Regions from separate parts of the Mus musculus genome. Here region 1 is linked to region 2. The links are chromatin loops, found by intact Hi-C in ENCODE. Cell type or tissue: left cerebral cortex. All regions are shown on one strand. Links, peaks and the distances in the headings refer to the core of each region. The heading gives the core; the rest is flanking DNA. Region 1 overlaps Vwa3b (von Willebrand factor A domain containing 3B). Region 2 overlaps Zap70 (zeta-chain (TCR) associated protein kinase).

Region 1 (10,716 bases), core at 1,569-9,568, 390 kb after region 2:
TGCATCCTAGATTCTTTGTGTTGTTCTTTCTTGCTTCATGCCCTCATTTTGCTGGAATACATTTCCAAGTAGCTTCCTAAGGCAAGATGTACTGGAGGGGAACATTTCTACTTAAGGAGGTGATTTTCTGTTCAATCTGCCCTTTGATTTGGTCAGTAGTTTGCTGGGACTTAGAATTCCAACTTGGAATTTTCTTCCAGAACTTTGAAAGCCTGGTCCATTCTAGTAGGCTGATTTCCCAGGCAGGCGGAGTGAGGACTAAGGATAACCCAGGCATAACCCACGTGTTTCGTTTCTGTGCGGCCCGGGCCACTGTGTTTCTAAATAAACCCTGTGTTTTCACACTTATCCATCAGAGATGCTAACTGTGGATTGAATTCTCTGTTGAAGGCACAGTCTCCTTATAGTTCTAGTTCTAGGTTGACAGCAGTTTGGGCCACAATTCTTTTTTTTTTTCTTTTTTTTTTTTCTTTTGGTTTTTCAAGACAGGATTTCTCTGTATAGCCCTGGCTGTCCTGAAACTCACTTTGTAGACCAGGCTGGCCTCGAACTCAGAAATCCACCTGCCTCTGCCTCCCAAGTGCTGGGATTAAAGGCATGTGCCACCACCGCCCAGCTGGGCCACAATTCTTAAGTAGTCTGCTGTCTGGCTGTGAAGCCATCTAGAATCTTAACAAGTCTAGTTGTAGGTATAATCTTTAAAAAGAAGGTTCCCTTTTCTTCAACTAGGTAACCCAATTTTCTTTCACTCTAAACCATAGATAGATAGATAGATAGATAGATAGATAGATAGATGCCAAAGTGAACCCTTATGCAAAGGGTGACCTCCAGAGGGTACAGGGACTCCACAAAAAGACTTGAGTGTCAACTAACCTGGATGTTTAGGGTCTCCCAGAGATGGACTCAACAATCAAAGAACATACATGGGCTGGGCATAGGCCCCCTGCACATATGTAGTAGATGTGCAGCTTGGTCCTCATGTGGGTCCCTCAGCAAACTGGAGTGGGGCTTGTTCCTGACTCTTGCTTGCTGTGGATCCTGTTTGCCTAACTGGGCTGCCTGGGCTGGCCTCAGGAGGAGGACATGTACCTAGTCCTGCAGTGACTTGATGTGCCAGAGCGGGTTGGTACTCAGGGGAGCCTCCTCCCTTATCAGAGAAGAAAGAGAAGGGGAAGAGGAGGGGAGGTGTGGGGCCTGGAATAGAGGAGGGGACTGGGATGGAGATGTAAAGTAAATGAATGAATGCGTGCATGCATGAATGAATGAATGAATGAATGAATAGGAAAAGAGAATAAAGTTATATGAAAATGCTGGAGGAAGAGGAAGAGGAGGAGGAGACTTAGAACAGAGGCGCCCCAAAGGAGCAGAAGTGACCACAGGCTGACTCCATTCATGATTTTACTGTCTGTGTTACATTTGGCTCATCAGTTTTTACTGTTGGTCCTTTTCAGCAGCAGAAATTGCAAGGGTATCCAACGAAGAAAATCAAATCAAGAAAACTAGACCCTCTCAAAGGCCAGAAGGTCATTGCCAGATGTGAGGAAAATGGCTTCTATTTTCCAGGTACGTCCATCCTTCAGATTTGTTTACTAATGAACATGGTGCCAAGGAGCAGAGGGCTGGCTCAGCCTACACTTTGCTGAGGAGCAGAGGGCCGGTCCAGCCTGAGCTTTCCCCAGAACACTGATGCTTCATGAGTCACACTAAGATAGTCTGCTTCTCAAATAAAACAATGCTTCTTTTTCCTCCCCGTACATGAGGCAAAAGAGTACTAGAAAATGACATTTCTTTTCATCTCTCATTTGCATAGTGAATAATTTATTTTATAACCTACTGTGTTATGTATATGTATAATATTCTGAGCATGCCTGTCTACATTTATTTGTTTTATTTGTGGGGGAAGGGTGGGCACATAAGCCTCAGTGTGTAGGGAGTGTGTGTGTGTGGGTGTGGGTGTGCGTATGTGTGTGGGGTCTGTCAGAGGACAACTTGGAAAAATCATAGTGATTTCTGCCCAGCATCATAGGTACAAATTACAATGGAAAAAAGAATCAGAGGAATTGGGGTACCACTTTAAACATACTTCTGGCCAGCTAACCTCGAGCTTTCCTTTATCTGAACTCCCTCTTTCCTGTATTAGCTGTTTGACTGTGGCCACTCAACTGCCCCATCTTTACAAACCCCTGGTAAGATCATGGTGCCGATGGCATGTGATCACATGCTAGCCTCTGTTAATTACACGTGCTTACCTTAAACATACAGGCTCCTGTGCTCAGTCCTCAGCGCAGCAATACACATACATAAAAAAGATTATAAAATCGGCCAGACATGGTGGCTTATGCTGTTAATCCCAATGTTTAGGGGGAAAGAGGCAGACAGAGCTCTGTAAACACGAGGCTATCCTGGTCTAGTTAGAGTTCTAGGCCAGCCGGAACTACAAATGAGGCTCCATTTCTAAATAAATAAAATTATAAGATTAAAAAAGTAAATGCAATGTTCTCTTTGAGTATAACCAAAAAACAAACTACTTGCTGGTCTCTTCCCTCTTTCCTTCCTTCCTTCCTTCCTTCCTTCCTTCCTTCCTTCCTTCCTTCCTTCCTTCCTTCCTCCCTTCCTCCCTTCCTTCCTTCCTCCCTTCCTTTCTTTTTCCTTTTTTAGAAAAGCCATGGCATGTGTCCAGTTACCTTTTCATTTATCTAATCTTAAATGAAAAGCTGACTGAGCTGGGCACTGAGATTTCCTCTTTACTTTAGCGGTGTAACTCCCTGCGCTCAGTCTCTAAGGCATAGGACTAGAATAAATAGATGAGGAGATTTGGTTATGGGAGGTGCCCAGGAGGAAGATGTTTGCAGAACAGCCAGCAGGATGGATACTGCTGGTACTGAGTGAGCAAGCACTCCTCCCGCACCTCTGAAACCAGAAAACTCTATTTCTCTCCTTTGCGTTCAGCCCCAGCAGGTATCAAACTATATCTGACTCTTCTCTTCCTCCTGCAGGGATCACAAGGCTGTGCTCATTTAAACAGACATATGCTACGAGACCCAGCACAGAGCACAGCGGGAGCAAACCCACCACTGTCCTCACAGGGTTTTGTTTCTTCTGACTCTTCCAGGGGTTGTGAAGAAATGTGTGAGTTCCTCCCACGCCTTGGTCGACTTCAGGTACGGAGACACCAAAGTCGTGCCCATCTCCTTCATCATGCCTGTTGGGGGCGCCATGCCCTGTCCACAACTTCAGGTACCAGCTCTCTGCTCCCTTCTGAGACTTTATACCAGCATTTCTCAACCTGGTTCACAACCCCTTTCTTGGGGAGGGGTGGGGAGCACAAATGACTCTTTCATAGAGATTGCCTAAGACCATCAGAAAACACAGATGTTTCCATTATGATTCATAACAGAAGCAAAATCAGAGTTTTGAAGCAGCAACAAAATAACTTTATGGTTGGGGGTCACCACAACATGAGGAACTGTATTGAAGGGCTGCAGCATTAGGAAGGTTGAAAACCACTGCTTTATACTGTCCACAGGTTTTAGATTACAGAGGATGCTAAGTTCCCTCTTGGCTCCAGCAGGGAGCTTGTGTTTGGGCAGGAAGAGCAGCAGGTAGTTTCCCCATCACCTGGTAATTTCTCTGCTGGTGACTGATGTGCCAACTCCATCATACGTAGCTGGCCGTTGTGTACAGTGGCCTATATACTATCTCAAGACACTTGTCTCAAGGTAGAAATAACCTGTGTGGCTCCCAGACTCCTGAAGCTTTCAGCTTGGAAGATTGCATCCATTATGATAGAACCAGTGATTTTCATGACCTTGTAGCTGGCCACTGCTGGCCTGTTACGTCATAATGCAGTGATCCCCCACCCCCCACCAGTGTGCCTTCCACAAATGAGACATACCAATGTGTTGTCATCTGATTACAGATGCATAAGCACTACACCATGCCTGGTCCTTCCTCCTGCCACCATCTTGACACCCAGGTGGGATGGCAGGGCACAGAAGGAAAGCCCTTCGAAGACTCATGTTGCTGTTTTCTTGCATGGCACAAGCCAAGGAGGGGTCAAATGGGCTAGCCTTGGCCTGTTCCTACTTCCTGGCTCAGACCCACAACATGCCTCCAGCACCCTTCCCCTGATCACTGAGAGCCTCTTTGCAAAAACCATCTGTACCTGTGTGTGACTGTCTTAGTTAGGGTTTTACTGCTGTGAACAGATCCCATGACCAAGACAAGTCTTATAAAGGACAACATTTCATTGGGGCTGGCTTACAGATTCAGAGGTTCAGTCCATTATCATCAAGGTGGGAGCAGGGCAGCATCTAGGCAGGCATGGTGCAGGAGGAGCTGAGAGTTCTGCATCTTCTGAAGGCTGATAGCAGAAGACTGGATTCCAGGCAGCTAGGATGAGAATCTTAAAGCCCACACCCACAGTGACACACTTCCTCCAACAAGGCCACACTTCTAATAGTGCCACTCCCTAGGCTGAGTATATACAAACCATCACAGTGATCTTCCCCATGGCTTCCATGTCTGTACTTGGAACACCACTCCTTTCTTTGTCCAGGGGACAACCCTTCTGACACTGAGGACACGGTCCCCATCTCTTTATATCAAACACCCTAGGTCCTCCTTCATCCCAGTCTTTGATTCTACCAATCTCTGGGAGTTCCTGAATCCTTACCATCTTGATGACTATCCCCGGACCCCTGCCCGTTGCCAAACGCCTACCAAAACTTGGGTTTTCCAAAGTGTTCCCCAAAACTGTAGGTGCGGCCAAATAAGCTTAGAGAATTCTGGATCCCTTTCTTATTTGATTTTAAAAAAAAAAAAAGTTCTATATGACTTTCTCACCCATACCTGCCAGTCATCTAGAGTTGTCTTGAAAGAAACTTAAATTATGTATGAGCTCTGTGAACAAAAGATTTGCTGCGAAGTGCGCTTTCTCCTACAGGTTGGGGATTACGTGTTTGCCAAAATCATGACAAGCAAAGGATTTGACTTCTACGTCCCCGCCATTGTTATAGCACTTCCAAATCACAACGTGGCTTCAGAGAAGTTCTACACAGTTTTGAAGTGTAACAACCGCAGAGTAAGCAGCCACCCAAAAAAGAAAGCCGGCCATAGGGAGCACGGCTGTCTCCTCCCCTACTCGAGAATGCCTTGGGGTTTGGGCTCTGCTCATGCTGAGAGCACATCTTCTCCTTGTTTCTATGTGGGAGAGTTACTTGGCTTTCCTTGTCAAACTGCAGTAGATGGCTGGACAGGCTCACTCTGGGCTCTCTCTCTCTCTCTCTCTCTCTTTCTCTCTCTCTCTCTCTATCTCTGTTCTTGCCCCCTTTCTCATCCCCCCCCCTTTCTGTATGTGTTATATGCACCTGTCTGGATGCATGTCCAGATGTGTAGAAGCCAGAGGCTGCCACTGCTGTCTGCCTCTCTACCACTTTCCACTTTATTTACTGAGACAGGTCTCCTGCTTGAATCTGGAGTTCACTCAGCTCATCTAGCTAGCCAGAGATTCTAGCGCTGCCTTAAAAAATGCCTATGCAGCCTTTACATGGGTCCTAGGGATCCAAACTCCACTCACACTAGCACAGCAATCTCGTATCCACTGAGTCATCTCCCCACTCTTTCTGGGTATCATCTTGTGCTCCTCTGCAAGCACTGTAGATATAGACACTCCTTGGGCCCTTCTCAGCCCTGTCCTCCTCTGCCACCTCATGGTCTGTCTGTTGGATGAGCATCCCATGTGTAGTGCTGCTTAAGTATATCTACATGGGAGCAAGCAAGCCAGGAACAGGTAAAATGGTGTCCCAAAGCATGCCTCAGGGAACAGGGAGATATGCACAGGATGGCCTGAGGTCCTTAAAGAAAGGTCTCAGATTCCAGGGAGTGACTTTGTTGTTAACCCCAGGGCAAAAGGGCCCTGGGGACCAGAATGCTACAGTCAGGGGAAAGGACATTGGAAAGCACACACATAAAGGTTCTGGAAACCTCACGTGGGAAAGCAAGACTTTCAGAAAAGAGATGGCTGAGGTTGGAGCAAAGGTAAAAGTGTGTGTGTGTGTGTGTGTATGTGTGTGTGTGTGTGTGTGTGTGTGTGTGCGCGCGCACATATGTAGTGTGCATGTGTGTATGTAGTGTGTGGTGTGTGCATGTAGTATGTGCTTGTATGTGTGTGTGTATGGTACATGTAGTATGTCTGTGTGTGTGTTGTGTGCATGTAGTATGTCTATGTGTGTGTGGTGTGTGCATGTAGTATGTCTATGTGTGTGTGGTGTGTGCATGTAGTATACTTATGTGTGTGTGTGGTGTGTGCATGTTGTGTGTGTATATGTGTGTATGGTGTGTGCATGTAGTATATGCTTATGTGTGTGTGGTGTGTGCATGTATGTAGTATGTCTATGTGTATGTGGTGTGTGCATGTTGTGTGTGCATGTTGTGTGTGCATGTTGTGTGTGCATGTTGTGTGTGTATGTGTGTCTATGTATATAACCAAGATAGACTTAGCAATTGACCAGGAATTTAGAGGAATGACAGAGAGGAAAAACTGGCTTTAATTCAACAACAACAACAACAACAAATTTATAATGCAAACTCTGAGCTTAACCTGCTCTTTGAGTGGCACTCTCAGCAGGGTAGTGACTGGTAGCTGTGAAGATGGCTTGAGCTGGAATAAAGCTATTCACGAAGTGCAGACTTCCTGGGTTCGATGACACGACCTCTTTCTGTGCTATTGCAGGAATTTTGCCCTCGGAGTGCTCTCATTAAGATCAGCCAAAACAAGTATGCCCTGTCTTGCTCAATGATACACTCATCCCTGGTTGAGAAGAACGGAGCAGGGTAAGTACACCCAACCCACACCTCTCAGGTATCCACAAGTATCTCTTTATTTGTTTACAAGCAATTTATTGCTTATACTGGAATAAACAATATCCTATCGCTGAGACCCATGCTGTCTGAGACTAGGTGAGAGGAGTGGAGATGGAAGAGCCAGTTCTGTGATGATCAATGTCCTCCAGCTGAGCTGTTCTTTCTCACTCTGTCTAGCTCCCATCTCAGAGCCAATGTCATTTTCACTGGTCCTTCATACAAACATCTAACCCTGCCATGAAAAGAAAGAGCTTGCTGCTCCCAATTCTGGACTCTCTGTTCATCATCCTCCCCACGAGTCATGGAATTGTCTAGAATCTGCTAGCCATTTCCCATGCCCAAGGTGCCTCTAGGTTATGACGATCCAAGCCTGGAGTTGTCCTTCAGCTCTGTTGCACCCCAGTGCTTTCTGTAGAAGCTCTGAGCTACTCCAGCCCAGGCCTGCCCCAAACCCATCAAACCCAGGCATCTTCCCTGGGGGCTCAACCAATTAATCTTCTTTGAATGCAAATTGTTCTTGCACCATCTCCCTCATTTAAAAGTCCTCAAATCCCATGCCCATCTGTGCCCCCCTAATCCTATCTTAATCTTTCCACCTTTTTATTTTTAAATGCCTTGGTGTTTTGCATGCATGTGTCTTTGTGAGGGTGTTGGGTCCCCCTGACCTGAAGTTATGGACAGGTGTGAGCTACCGTGTGGATGCTGGGAATTGAACTTGTGTCCTCTGGGTGCTTTTAACCACTGATTCATTTCTCCAGCCACCCATCTTAGGCACGTATTAGTGTGGTGTAGCCTGTCTCCTGGGTCTCACTCATCCCTAGTCACTCCTAACGAGCCCTCCAGGGCATACTAACTCCTTCCCAACACCAGGTCTCTGTGCTTTGCATGAACTATGTGTTACTTTCCCAGAAGACGATTTCTTAGCCACCTGGGAAAGTCTAAGACTGAACTCAAACATTCTGACTATCACGAAATATCCTGGTACCTAGCTAGCTTCTGGCATATACTAGGGTGATCTACACTACTGCATCCTGGGTGGGTTTTCGTTATGGAAAATTTCCCTTGCTCTAGACCTGATCTCAGTTCACTTTCTGTCGATATAACAAAGTGCCTAAGGCTAGGAACTTTTCAAATTAAAAAAGGTGTTTGTAGTTCACTTTTGAAAGTGGAAAGTTGGGTCAGGTGACTATCCACTTGGCCTCTGGTCAGGGCCTTCTTGGACATGTCTGAACATGGTGGCTACCATGGTAAGATGAAGACACTAGAGACTATGGAGGAGGTCAGTTTGTTCTTATCTATCAATTGCTCATTCCAAGAGACCACAATGATCTCTTAAAGGAGCTAAGTCCTCAATGACCTAATTGTCTCCTACTGTCTCACCTTTAAAGGACCCATCGCCTCTCCCAGGGACACACTGAAGGCCAACCCTGCAGCAAGTGACCCTTTGGAGACAAACATTTTCTAAACTCTAGTCCATGATAAAGCAATATGAATACTAGTCTAGGTATTGACTATTTTCACTGAGTTCAACATTATCATCAATCACATTTTAATTAAAACCCATTTCTTCCCATATGAAGAAGAATCTTTGCTTCCCATGTTCCCTGGGCCTTATTTAAATTTCTTGGCTGCTAATTATCTGCTCTCACCTCTAGAGCTTTACACAGGAGATAGAGTCATTGACTCTTCACTTTCTCTTTCTTTCTGTTCTTGATACATTCTAGGAGCAACAGGCAGGAGCCATCTTCAACGTGCTAACTCCAGAGCTTAATCAGCGTCTGCTTCTATAGCCAGGGCTGAACACCACAATCCAGTGTGGCCATTCTCTAGCCTCGATCCTCCTTTATGTCCTCTGCTGGTACCTAAGTCTCACTTAACGTACTCGCCATCTCCTTTTGCATGTCTGTAGTGAGTCCTCCGGCTGTTATACCAAGCATGAGAATTTTGACTCTCATGTTCATGTTTACATGTCTGTCCTGAGCTATCGTTCTCGCCGGCAAGAACACACTGGGACAACTGGATTCTTCTGTGGCAAGCTTTATTGCTTCTTAAGGAGGGAAGACCCAGACCCCGGAAAATGGTGCTGCTTATATAGCCCTCAGCGTGGTGTTTCAGCACCTGATGTGGTGTGTCAGCTCCTGATTTGTTGCTCACCCATCACCTCATTACTACGCCCCGAGATGGGCAGTGACTAGGCGTGAGTTCACTCTCGCACTTGCGCACAAGGCTTGCTTACTAGTTAGGCACAGTGGAAGCCAGTGCCATCTTATAATGGCGATTGCTCGCGGCATGGCTCTCCACACATGTCATTAAAGAAATGCACCACAGGTCATGACTCGCACAGGACAGTATTTCAGGGATTGATTCTTCAGTGAATACCAAGCCAGGGCCCCCTCACTTTCACATCCCTGGGTAGATCAGCGAGTGGCGACTGACAGGTAGATTCCTTTCCGGTCCTCAGTGGAGGGTTTTACACAGGAAAAGATGGGAAGGAAACTATTCAGACGAACTCTGTGATCAAAACTGACCAGTCAGAGGTCACGCAGTTTTCCATTCCCACCCCCTACTTGACAGCTAAGTGACTCTCCGAGACCTTTGATAAGATGGTCTTGCAAAATACGCCATCCCATTAGCAAAAGTCTAGCTCTCAAAGGACAGCACTGGCCTCCATTCCTTTGCCTCAGGAAACGTGTGGGGGCAGGGGGAGGCAGCTGCTTCTCGCCTCTTGTGTCACCCACTGAGCAGCTCTGCTGAGGGGACAAGACTTCTCTGCCTTCCCTCTTCCTCCGTGTTCTATAGAGTCATACCTACCCTTTCTGAGTGAGAATACTCTCTAATCGGTCTAGAACACTTCTTTTCAAGAAGACATGTGTTGTTTCTCTGGAGATGTCAGAAACTCTAAGAAGCAGGCAGAACAGGAAGAATTCTCCCACCCTACCCCTTTGGCATCCTTTCTCCTCACCCAGGCAGAGATGTCCCTGGCCTTCTCTCTTGGGGTCCTATTCCTTCCTATCAGAGCACTGTGGCCTCGGATTGCTGCAGGGGAAGGCACCTGGTGGGTTTGATGCTCTGGCTTCTGGTTTTCTCCCTGTGGGGAAATCACCTTAACCAGGTGTCACGATGCTATCTCCAGACTAGGGCATCTGACAGGCCTGAGCAGAATTTAGACACCTGGTGCCCTGTAGCTGGCTGCAAATCCTTCCAGGGAGTCTGCCCTGACTACTTGACAGAGCAAGGCCCGGGCAAGTCAGATCCCTAGAAAAATGTGCTCTTGAGAAGTTTTTTGATTTCATAGTCATAGTAGCACTAGTTAACAATAGTGACAATATTCCAAATGTGGTTTCAGGAAAGCCAAGTAGGACTAATCATTTTCTCTAGGCTCCAGAAAAAAAAAATCCATCTGATTGATTGGCACTGTGAGATCTTGGGGACCCTGTTGTGTGTGAGACTGCCAGAAGGAAGAATTTCCCAGGACTTGGTGATATAGCTCGTTTGAGTCTGTGGTCAGCTCACTATTCCCTGTAGCACAAACATTAGCTTCCTGTGGTCTCTCTTTTGAGCAGCTCTGTGTCTTCCATGGATTTGGGGATATGTTTCTGTGGGAGGGGTGATTCCCCAGTGACCCAGTCTCCTTCCTGAACAGTGCCAAACAGCCTGATACTGCCTGCTCAACAGCCTTGGAATTAACTCATTGACTGAAACATGCGTGCTCCGTGTGGTGTCTGGCCTTGTGTGGACAGGTCGCTTTCCTTGCTCTGACCTGGATTTTCCTGGGAGGGAGCTGGGCATTAGAAATCAGCACGTCTGTGCATTTCATCAGCTCCCTTCATCCCTGCAGTCAGATGAGAGCCC
Region 2 (10,716 bases), core at 1,417-9,416:
CTTGTTGACTGGCCATGACAGGCCACGCAGGCACTCCCTGGGAAGGTGTCTCTGACTGAGACAGTTCAGGTATCTCTGGGAACGGATGGCTTGGCAGTGAACCAGAGGGTGCACGGTTGACGGGGGTTGGGGTGGGTGGGGTGGGGGTTGGGAGTGGAGGGTAGGGGGTGGTGGAGCAAGAGAGCCGGGTGTGGCCTGTGTTGGCCCAGTTCCCACCCAAGCTGTCTGTGGCCTCGCACCTGGGCAGGAAGCAGATTGACGTGGCCATCAAGGTGCTGAAGCAGGGCACAGAGAAGGCCGACAAAGATGAGATGATGCGAGAGGCCCAGATCATGCACCAGCTCGACAACCCCTACATCGTGCGGCTCATCGGCGTGTGCCAGGCAGAAGCACTCATGCTGGTCATGGAGATGGCGGGAGGCGGGCCCCTGCACAAGTTCCTGCTGGGAAAGAAGTGAGCCTGGGGGACACTCACGGGGTGGGGGAGTAGGGATGGGGGTGGGGGTGGGGGGAGAAATAGAGGAACACACACAAAGAGAGAGAGAGAGAGAGAGGGAGAGAGAGAGAGAGAGAGGCAGACAGAGAGGCAGACAGACACACGCACAGAGACACAGACAGACGCACACACAGAGACACACAGAGAAAGAGAAACAGAGAGACACACAGATACACAGAGAGACAGATAGGTATACACAGAGGCAGAGAGACAGATAGACAGGCACACAGAGACAGACACAGAGAGACAGACAAGACATACAAAGACATACACACAGAAATAAAGATACAGACAGACAGATAGACACAGACAGAGACAGACACAGAGACACACACACAGAGACAGAGAGAAATGGATAGACATACAGAGACACACAGAGACATAGACACAGAGACAGACACACAGAGAGATAGACACAGACAGACACAGACACACACACACACACAGAGAAATAAAGACACAGACAGACAGACAGACACAGACATACACAGAGACAGAGAGAAATGGACAGACACACAGAGACACACACAGAGAGACAGACAGACAGACACAGAGACACAAACAGACACACACACATACAGAGAGACACACACAGACAGACAGACACAGTGCACACCACCTGCCCTTACTTCTTCCTGGACATGCCTGCCCTATGTGTACTCTGACGCTCACACTCATGCTATAAAGAAGAGCTCCTGACTCTGTTTCCCCACGTGCACTATGGTGGCGATAGCAGGAACTGTGCCCAGGGTTCCTGTAAACATTGAACATGTAATAAAGCTCTTAGCATCTGGCACTGCCAACAAGGATGGTCTACATGCCAGCCACATCACTGATGCCCAGGTTTTCTACACCCATGCCCCATGGGAAGGGAGACTGACTCCACCATCCCCTCCACCCCAGGGAGGAGATCCCTGTGAGCAATGTGGCTGAACTGCTGCACCAGGTGGCCATGGGCATGAAGTATTTGGAGGAGAAAAACTTTGTGCACCGCGACCTGGCAGCCCGCAATGTTCTACTGGTCAATCGGCACTATGCCAAGATCAGCGACTTTGGCCTGTCCAAAGCCCTGGGTGCTGACGACAGCTATTACACAGTGAGTGCCACCCCAGTGGTGCCCAGGTGGAGGTGGCTGGTGGGGGAGGGTTCCCAAGCTCCGGTCCTAGCAGTTCCTCCCCGTCTCAGGCCCGGTCTGCAGGGAAGTGGCCTCTGAAGTGGTACGCGCCAGAGTGCATCAACTTTCGGAAGTTCTCCAGCCGCAGTGACGTCTGGAGCTATGGGGTCACCATGTGGGAGGCCTTCTCCTATGGCCAGAAGCCCTACAAGGTAGGCTGGGCAGTTTGGCAACGGTGGGCTGGGGAGGTGGACCCTGGCTCCTCACACACGAATGCCTTTGTCCCTGGCCTGAGCAGAAAATGAAGGGCCCCGAGGTCCTGGACTTCATCAAGCAGGGTAAGAGGATGGAATGTCCGCCGGAGTGTCCTCCTGAGATGTATGCACTTATGAGTGACTGCTGGATCTACAAGTGAGTTCCAGGGGGGCGGGGGGGGGGGGCGGGGATGTGGCCGTACAGCCCTGAGCCTAGCGAGGATCTCCTCAAGCCCAGGCAGCGCTACCTTTACCCTTAGTATTCCACTCACAGAGTCACACCCGGCTTCTTCCTTTAATCTGTCCCCATCTGTGCTTGGCTTCCCAACACACTGGCCCTGCAATGCAGCCACGGCCCTGCTGCCACCAGCACACAGTTCCCGGAGTCCTAGACCACCATGTCACACTGTCACCCAGTGCGTTGTTAGTGTCCCACATCTAGGACGACTTTCCAGTGCTTCATTATCAATCCCTACTGATTGATGGCCGACGCTCAATGACCAAGGACGCAGGGAAGCCACGAGTGCCGGGGCCAAATGCGTAATACACTTAATTCTCAGTCACTCGACGCCACCCAGACCAGATGACAAGGAGATACCCAAACAAGCTGCCCTGTTCCAACATTTGATATGCCTCGAAACAACCACGGCGCTGACTTTGGAACAGTCCGTGTGACAGGGATGGGTTGGTCGGTGCATCCCATTTCAATTCAGGCTAACTCAGCCTCTCTCAGAAAAGACCCACAACACCCAAGCCGGATCCCATCCCAGCACCACGAACCAGCTCCCCACCAGTCAAACCTGCTCGTGCTCTGATACCCCCATCCCAAACCACATACCCGCCTCTGTGTAAGCTTACACCTGGCTCATGTACCCAGCCTGTCTGTGTTTGACATCCTTGCTTCCTGTGGGCAGGACTGTCCACTCTGAAGTTTCTGTACCTCCTGGACAACACTCAATATGACATTGTTATCCGTGTTCTGTAAGGCAGCAGCTTTGCTTGTTAAGGCTGGGCGCCCCAGAATTCCATCCATCTCATACCAAGGAGACCTCATCCAACAGCCCTCCCTCCTCTGAGCCCCAAAAGTCTGCCCCAACTCCCTATCCCTTGGTACCTTTCTGCCCTCTGGCTGAGGCTGGGTTCTGGGTCTTCCCAACAGGTGGGAGGATCGCCCCGACTTCCTGACTGTGGAACAACGTATGCGGAACTATTACTACAGCCTGGCCAGCCGGGCCGAGGGACCCCCACAGTGTGAACAGGTGGCCGAGGCTGCATGTGGCTGAGCCCCAAGCCTCCCTACACCCTCTGTCCAGGATGACCTGTGTTCAGGAGCCCTATCGACTGTCCCATGTGATTCGCCCCGCCCCATGGGCTGGGGCTGATGGGATATTGGTAAACATCACCAGTGGGCTGAGAGGATGTGTGCTCCCAAAGTCTACTTCCGCTGTTTCTGAGTGGGAGCCCAGAGTCCTCCAGGGGTCACTGTCAGCATCAGAATAAACTCCACTTCTCTTGGCTGAGTATTCTCATCTTCCCTCGACCAGGGCCAGGAGCCTGGGAAGGGCTGGGCAATTGAGTGGAACCAGTAAGAAAAAAACGTAGCAATCTTGTCAGTAGGTCCAGCCCCATGGGGCCCCATGGAAGATAAGGCTGTGGAAGGGTTATCATCAGGGGAACGAGGTGTCAGGGCAAACTGGGAAATGGAGGCCAGGGTGGGTTTGAGTGCTAAGGGCTGTGTATGTCAGGGGCCTCAGCATCCCAGATTGGACACCATGGGCTCTTTTGTAACAGCTACACACCAGGATCAATCACCTGGAGAGGCTTTTACAGACTACCTGCTCCCCTCCCCAGCCAGCTGAAACAGGTTTTCTGGCCTCTTTAGGGGGTCCTCACACCCAGTTCTTATACTTGTCCTGACTGGGTTGTTGCCAGTGTCTGCCCCACACCTGCCCCGGCCCGCCCCCACAGTCACAGCTAGTCCATATCCCCAGGGTCAGTTCAGGTAGAGTCCCACTCAGAACTCCCCAAGTCTTACTGCCTCAGTTTCCCTACCCAAGAAATAATGGAGGGCATACCCCAACAGGTGAGGTGAGATGGAGTCAGGATTCTAATGGTTCGACTGTGCCTGCCACCTGTGCCCTCAGCGAGATTGGCTCCTCCCTCAGCAGCAAATCAGTGCCTCCTTCCCTTGGCCAGAGTGACTTGGGGATGGCAGGGTGCGGGGGTGGGGGGGCATATCACACTTAGAGCCAATGAGAGGTGAGATTTGCTGGGAATTCTGGGGAAGTAAAGTTTGTTGTTATTTGTGGTGGAAAGCCAGATGCTCTGGGAAGGTTCTGGAAGTTTTGTGAGGGTCACAGGAGAATTGTTAAATGGGGTTGAGGGCAGCGAGGAGCCCCGGAGCCTTGACACACGCACATAGGGTCAGCAGGACAATGCTGAGACAATAACGTTAGATCCAGTACAGAGCTTAATTTGGTTTAACTATTAGTTTTCATTCTGTACTCCTAGGTGCGTGCGTGCGTGACGGTGCGCCTGTCTGCCTGCCTGCCTGCCTGCCTGTCTGTCTGTCTGTCTGCGTCTCAGGAGTGAATTGTACATGCTTTCAGGTGTCTGGGAAGGCCAAAGGAGCTGGAATTTCCTGGGATTGTGATGTCTGACACAGGTGCTGGGAATCGAACTTGGTTCCTCTAGAAAGGCAGTAAGCACCCTTGAGTGCTGAGTACTTCCCTACTCTGCCTCATTTTGTGTTGAAGATTTACTGACGGGGCTGAGATGAGGAGGTTATAAGTTGCAGGCGAGCCTGGGTTCCATAATGAGATCCTATATCAACAGCACACACTCCAAACAGGCAAAAAACAAACAAAACAAAACAAAAAAAAACTCAAAAAACCAGAACAAAACCAAGCGAAAACCCCTTAGCAGTGCCTTGAGAATAGGGAGATATGCGTTTTTCATTAGAAGGTGACGTTACTACTGCATATGTAAGCTGTATTACTAATTCATAGACAATATTAAAACTTAAACAGTCTTTAATCTCTTTAAAACTAATAAGTTGATCAAGAAAGAAATTTCCTCAGTGGTAGGATTTTGTGGCTGCTGGAAATGGTTTCTTTTGCAAATATTTCAGTTGCATTAAAATTCACTTGTTATTGGATAATTATATATTTTAATTAATTAATTAGTTTAATGCATGTGAGTACACTGTCGCTGTCTTCAGACCAGAAGTGGCATCAGAGCCCATTACAGACAGTTGTGAGCCACCATGTGGTTGCTGGGAATTGAACTCAGGACCTCTGGAAGAGCAGTCAGTGCTCTTACCCGCTGAGCCATCTCTCCAGCCCAATGACACATATTATTGCACAAACGTTTAAGAAAATAAATACGTTTTTGTTTTTATTTATTTTATCGTCTGCATCACTAATTGGTTTGGTATTAAAACATCCACGTGGGTATCTAGTACACTGGGAAAGGCTTGGCAATGACGGAATCCTCTGAAGAGGTTGTAGTTCTAAAACAATGCCACAAGGTGGCGCCACAGTAAAAGCAAAGGTGGGCTCAGTTCCTGGCACAGGGCGCTCACCTGTCCTTATTCTGGCAGCTTCTGGCTAGGGAACAGAATCCAGACTCGCCTCTGATCTTCAGCCGTCAGTTCCGCCGCCTGCAGAGGGTTCACTCCAGGCCGGTTTGCAGGATGCTTCTTGCCAGCCTCTGGGACCCGGGCTCCGCACCCTCTCGCAGAATACATCCAGGCTCTTGCGCCTTTGTATTTTAGCGTAGCCCTCTGCTTTAGTGTGGCACGCTTTTTTGCTGTTTATAGATTTAGCCCCAGTTGCCCCGGGGGCAGGTTGTTTAGCCCTCCCGTGCCTCAGTTTCTCTATGGGCGCGTCGACTGAAAAGGGAAAGTAAATGTAGAAAAACCAGTGGGAAGATCTCAAAGGTACCGGGAACTACAAGGACGCTTAAAGCCCTGACGCTTGAACCTGGCTTTAGAGAGAAACCCTCCCATTTTCTCTGCCACCAGCAGCCAGGAGGAGGGGGAGGGGCAGCAGCAGCCTAGGAAAAGCGCAGAAGAATGGTTCAGAGTAAGGACTGAGCCCACCGCCGCCCCACGAGGCTGTACGGAGGGACATCTTTCTTTGTTCCTTTCCAGTATCATCTGCTCCTGCAGCCCCGTCCCTCGGTCTCACAGACTTCTCTTAACCACAGGTTCTGCTTTGCCTGTGGATGTCGCCCCTGATCCAGCAAGACCACGACATTCTGTAGCTGATGGCTCCTGCCTTGTACTCGCAGCCTTTACATGTCCGGAGAAGAAACGACTGCGTGACTCAGTCACCATTCAGTTTCGTGGCTTTATTTTTGCACCTGTAAATGTTTTGCCTGCACGTACGTCGGTGCATCCCATGCGTGCTTGTGACTATAGAGGTCAGAAGAGGGTGTCAGGTCCCCTGGAGCTAGGGGTATGGATGGTCGTTGGCCACCTTTCAAGTGCTGGGAACAGAACTTACTCCGCCTGCTCCCCAGCCCCCTCCCCCGCCCCCGTTTTCGTTTATTTGTTTTTGAGCCGGGGTCTCCTGAAGTCCGGGATAGCCTAAAAGTCTGTGTAGCTAGAGGCGACCTTGAACTTCTGTTCCTCTTGGCCTCCACTTCCTGTGGTGGGATTACAGGCAGGGGCCAGCATTCTTAGTTTTATGGGGTGCAGGGGAATGAACCCCAAGTTTTGCACGTACTAGGTAAGCTCTCCCCCAGCTTGCTCAGTTTCTGGCTCAAGCTGGCCTTCAACTCATGCGCTGTCTGCCTCAGCCTCCCGAGTGGGTCCCCAGTCTGCACTGCCCATTAGGCTCACTGTTGGGATCCCACAGCCTATAGGGATGGGACAGGGCCTCAGACCAAGTGGGTTTGGAGGTGGCATGGCTTTAGGGACAGCTATTTTGGACTTGGGCTCTGGGGGAAACTGGGGACTTATGTCTGTAGCACCTGTTAAGCTGAGAGTCTGAACTGGGTGGAGCCAGCTGATGAATAGATACGGTGGGCGATCTGCAGGCCCCACGGCTCAGGACTCTGGTGGCTGATTTGTGGGGGGTGTAGGGCTGGGTGGTGACATGTCTCACCATGTGAGCTTCTGGCATCTCCTCCTCCACTGGGTCTCCACAAGCACACACACATGAACATGCATATACCACACATGTACCACACACATGAGAAACGCGTCTATTTTTGATGTTGTATATGCATGTCAGTGTGGATTTGCGCACTTGAATGCAGTGCCCAGGGAGGCCAGACGAGGGCGCTAGAGCCCCTGGAGCTGAAGTTAAAGGTGGTTGTGAGCCACCAGATATGGGTGTCAGGAATTGAACTCCAGTTCTCTGCAAGAACATGCTGCTAACTGCTGAGCAGGCTCTTTAGCTTCTCAGAAGCACAGAGAGCAGGGCGAGGAGACGGTTCTTGGCAGTGATGAATACTGGAGAGAGAAAATGCATGAGCCTATTTCACCAGGCGATAAATGAGCCAAATTCATCCCGAACGGCTAGGGAGGATTATTTGGCCATAAAAGGAGTGAAATCTGGGCACCTGCTATAATATGTGAAACCTTGAAGCATCATTCGAAGTGAAGTAACCGGACCTTACTGGACGGGCCTTGTGCTCCCTTCACGTGGGTAGTCTGGGGCAGCCACAGAGTGGACTAGACAGAGTAGGGTAATGAATACTGACTTTCTGCTGGAGCCGACAGAGGACTTCTGGAGACAGACAACGCTTCATGCTTACACACAATAATAATAAGGCCGAACATTTTTAAAGATTTATTTATTTTCAGACACACCAGAAGAGGGCATCAGATTCCATTACAGATGGTTGTGAGCCACCTTGTGGTTGCTGGGAATTGAACTCAGGACCTCTGGAAGAACAGTCAGTGCTCTTAACCACTGAGCCATCTCTCCAACCCTTAGAGCTAAAAAAAGAATTTTCTTAGTTCTTTGTCTTCTTGGAAGTTCACAAGTATACTTCTTAAATTTCATATTTTATAGAATATTCTATTGATTTTATTATGATGATATTTTATTATAATACCTCAATATTTTATTAGACTATTTTCTTCCCTGTTACTTTTTTTAATTGCCCTTATAGCACCACAATGTTGGATCTTGTCAAATCAAAGCCAGAAATGACTTTTAAAGTATATTATTATTCTTTGGATGTTTCACACATGCATACAATATAAATTGATTTTATTGATGCTCCCCTCCCCCTTCAACTCTTCTGCCATCTCCTCATCCCACATTGCTCCCAATTGCATGTCGTCTTTGAATAAAATATTAACTTTACACCCAGAAATAAAAGAGAGATTACCACTGCGAATGCAGGAAGTATGAAGACTTCTAGCCAAGTGCATGTAGAAAAGAAACAGAAAACCATCAGGTGTGGCTTCGTTCACCTTATTCCAGAGGCATAAAGCTCCTTTAGAAACCCCTTATGGGTACTTTCTCTAGCTCCTCCATTGGGGGCCCTGTGTTCCATCCAATAGATGACTGTGAGCATCCACTTCTGTGTTTGCCAGGCACTGGCATAGCCTCACAAGAGACAGCTATATCAGGGTCCTTTCAGCCAAATCTTGCTGGTGTATGCAATAGTGTCTGCGTTTGGTGGCTGATTATGGGATGGATCCCCAGGTGGGGCAGTCTCTGGATAGTCCATCCTTTTGTCTTAGCTCCAAACTTTGTCTCTGTAACTCCTTCAGAGAGGCCCCTTGGTCTTGCAAACTTTATATGCCCCAGTACAGGGGAACACAGGGATAGCATTTGAAATGTAAATGAAGAAAATACCTAATAAAAAATTTGGGGGGGGGGGGGGGAAGAGAAAGCCCTGATGGGGCCGTCCCAGACTGTGGAGTCACCTCAGGGTTAATGGCCTGAGAGGGTCCCTATATTTCCTTCTAAGAGATGGCCTTTTTGAGATTTATTTTCTTGCACCAGATCTCCTGGGAACTGAAGTTGTAGAGGATTGTAAGCCACCGTGTGGGTGGTGGGACCTGAACCCAGGTCCTCTGCAGGAGCAGAAGGTGCTCACAACCAGCCCCGCAGTGCTTTTTCTGAGACAAGTCTCCCTGTGTAGCCTTGGTTGGTTGGAGACTCACAGAGATGAGTCCTCTGCCTCCTGATTGCTGAGATAAAGGCGTGCCCTGCCCTGCCCTGCCGCACCTGCCACTCAGCTGTATTATCTGCTGAGCTCTTCATTTCTAAGATTGCTATTTGTTTTATTTATTTCAGAATATATAATTTTATTGCTACTGTCTTTCCATTACATGTAAGCTTTGGGGGGCTGGACAAAGTGGCCCAGTGGTTAATAACATTGTTCTTCCCAGTGCCCACATCGGGAGACTCACAACTGTCTGGTACTTCAGGTCCAGTGATCAAACAGTTTTGGCAATGAACAAATATGTATTCTCTCTCTCTCTCTCTCTCTCTTCCTTCTCTCTCCCTCTCCTCCCCCTCCTCCTCTCTCACACACAATACACACACAACACACACACACAAACAATAAAAATAATTTTTTCTAAAAAATTACACTCTTACTAGGCAGTGGTGGCGCACACCTTTAAACCCAGCAGAGGCAGGCAGATCTCTGTGAGTTTCAGGTCAGCCTGGTTTTCAGAGTGAGTTTTAGGACAGCCAGGGCTACATAATGAAACCCTGTCTTTATTCAGGGCCAAAAGATACACACTGGTTACTGTTGTCAGCCTTGAAGCAGCATCTAGGGGGTCACCGACAGCTTGACTTTCTGAGCAGTCCACACACTTGTCTTGTGGGTCTCCATCGGTTTGACTCTTCCACATTTCCACGTAGCAGGATTTGGCTGCTGGGTTTCAACGCCTCCTTCCCAAGCAGGGTTCCTATGGGATGCATTTCCGGAAGGGCTGAGCTTCGGAGGACTGTCCAAATGGTTATTTTAGTATGGTCATGCTGCTTCCTGTCTGCCGGGAACCATGGAGGTGCAGATGAAACCTGTAAGCCAGCTGACTGTTGGAACACATCCTGACCAGAGGTCAGTTAACCTCTGTGATGGTAAATTTTTGTCAAGTTGATGCACACTAGGGCCAGCTGGCAAGAAGAAGCCTTCATTGAAGGCACGTCTGTGGGGGCATTCTTTTGATTGATGATGGATGTCGGGGATCCAGCCTGCTATGGGTGGCACCACTGCTGCCCAGGGGATTGTATAAGAAAGCAGGCAGAGGTGCCCACAGAGCAAGCCCAGCAAACAGTGCTCCTTTGTGCTCTGTGTCCATCCCTTGCCCAACTTCCTTAAATGACGCTGATTGGTTTTAATGTCAACTTGACACTAATTGGACTGAATAGGGAACCTCATCTGCAGAGCTTCTCTGATTGACGTGGGAAGGTGCACCCCAATTGTGGGCTGTGTCTTCAGGCGGCAAAGGGTATTTCAGAAGAAACTTTAGTTTGCCTTTCTGCCCCGTGGTCTCCCTTCTGGGTACCCGGTTGATTTACCCTTGCTGCGGACAGCTGCACTAGCGTACACCCAGTTACTGTCTTGGGATAAACCACCCTGGGCTTTAGAGGCAGCAACTCCCCAGCCAGCTCGGGGTCTGGTGGGATGTGTGATTATGTAGGTTTCTGGCTCCCAGAGCCATCCAGACCCAGGCATTAGCACCCTTCGTGAGATGGTTCTGGGATGTGGCAGACTTGGGCCCACTGAAAGGTGACATGACAGGAAGCCCTCTGGAGCACACACCCCCTCCCCCGCCCTCCAGAGGTTGGCACTCTCCTCCCCTGGATGTGGAGCTGGGTAGCAAACGCCAGAGTATCTTACTAAACTGTTGTCCTAGGTTTCTGTCTGTT

Evidence for each region. A loop is a pair of places that touch in the nucleus more often than their neighbours do. Peaks named below come from ENCODE experiments on the same cell type or tissue, not always from the same donor. Only the 100,000 strongest peaks of a DNase experiment are listed, where the experiment ranks them.
Region 1: it touches region 2 in a loop (2.4-fold over the local background); 2 of 42 quality-filtered maps call a loop at or near these places.

The regions. Positions count from the first base shown.
Region 1 is chr1:37,172,384-37,183,099 of GRCm38, forward strand. It overlaps Vwa3b (von Willebrand factor A domain containing 3B), which reads left to right. Exons shown (of 28, transcript NM_001370828.1): 23 at 1,452-1,563; 24 at 3,113-3,237; 25 at 4,946-5,083; 26 at 6,734-6,834. Among named protein-coding and RNA genes, the nearest start is that of Gm37020, 28 kb to the left of the region's middle. In left cerebral cortex, for the core only: a CTCF peak has its summit at 5,712; DNase peaks (open chromatin) are centred at 1,724 and 5,636.
Region 2 is chr1:36,779,438-36,790,153 of GRCm38, forward strand. It overlaps Zap70 (zeta-chain (TCR) associated protein kinase), which reads left to right. Exons shown (of 13, transcript NM_009539.3): 9 at 248-454; 10 at 1,400-1,592; 11 at 1,682-1,822; 12 at 1,909-2,021; 13 at 3,024-3,383. The coding sequence ends at 3,147. Among named protein-coding and RNA genes, the nearest start is that of Zap70, 23 kb to the left of the region's middle. In left cerebral cortex, for the core only: CTCF peaks have their summits at 3,330 (motif pointing right), 5,382 (motif pointing right), 6,078 and 7,167 (motif pointing right); DNase peaks (open chromatin) are centred at 5,399, 5,985 and 7,131; H3K4me3 peaks cover 933 bases; H3K27ac peaks cover 639 bases.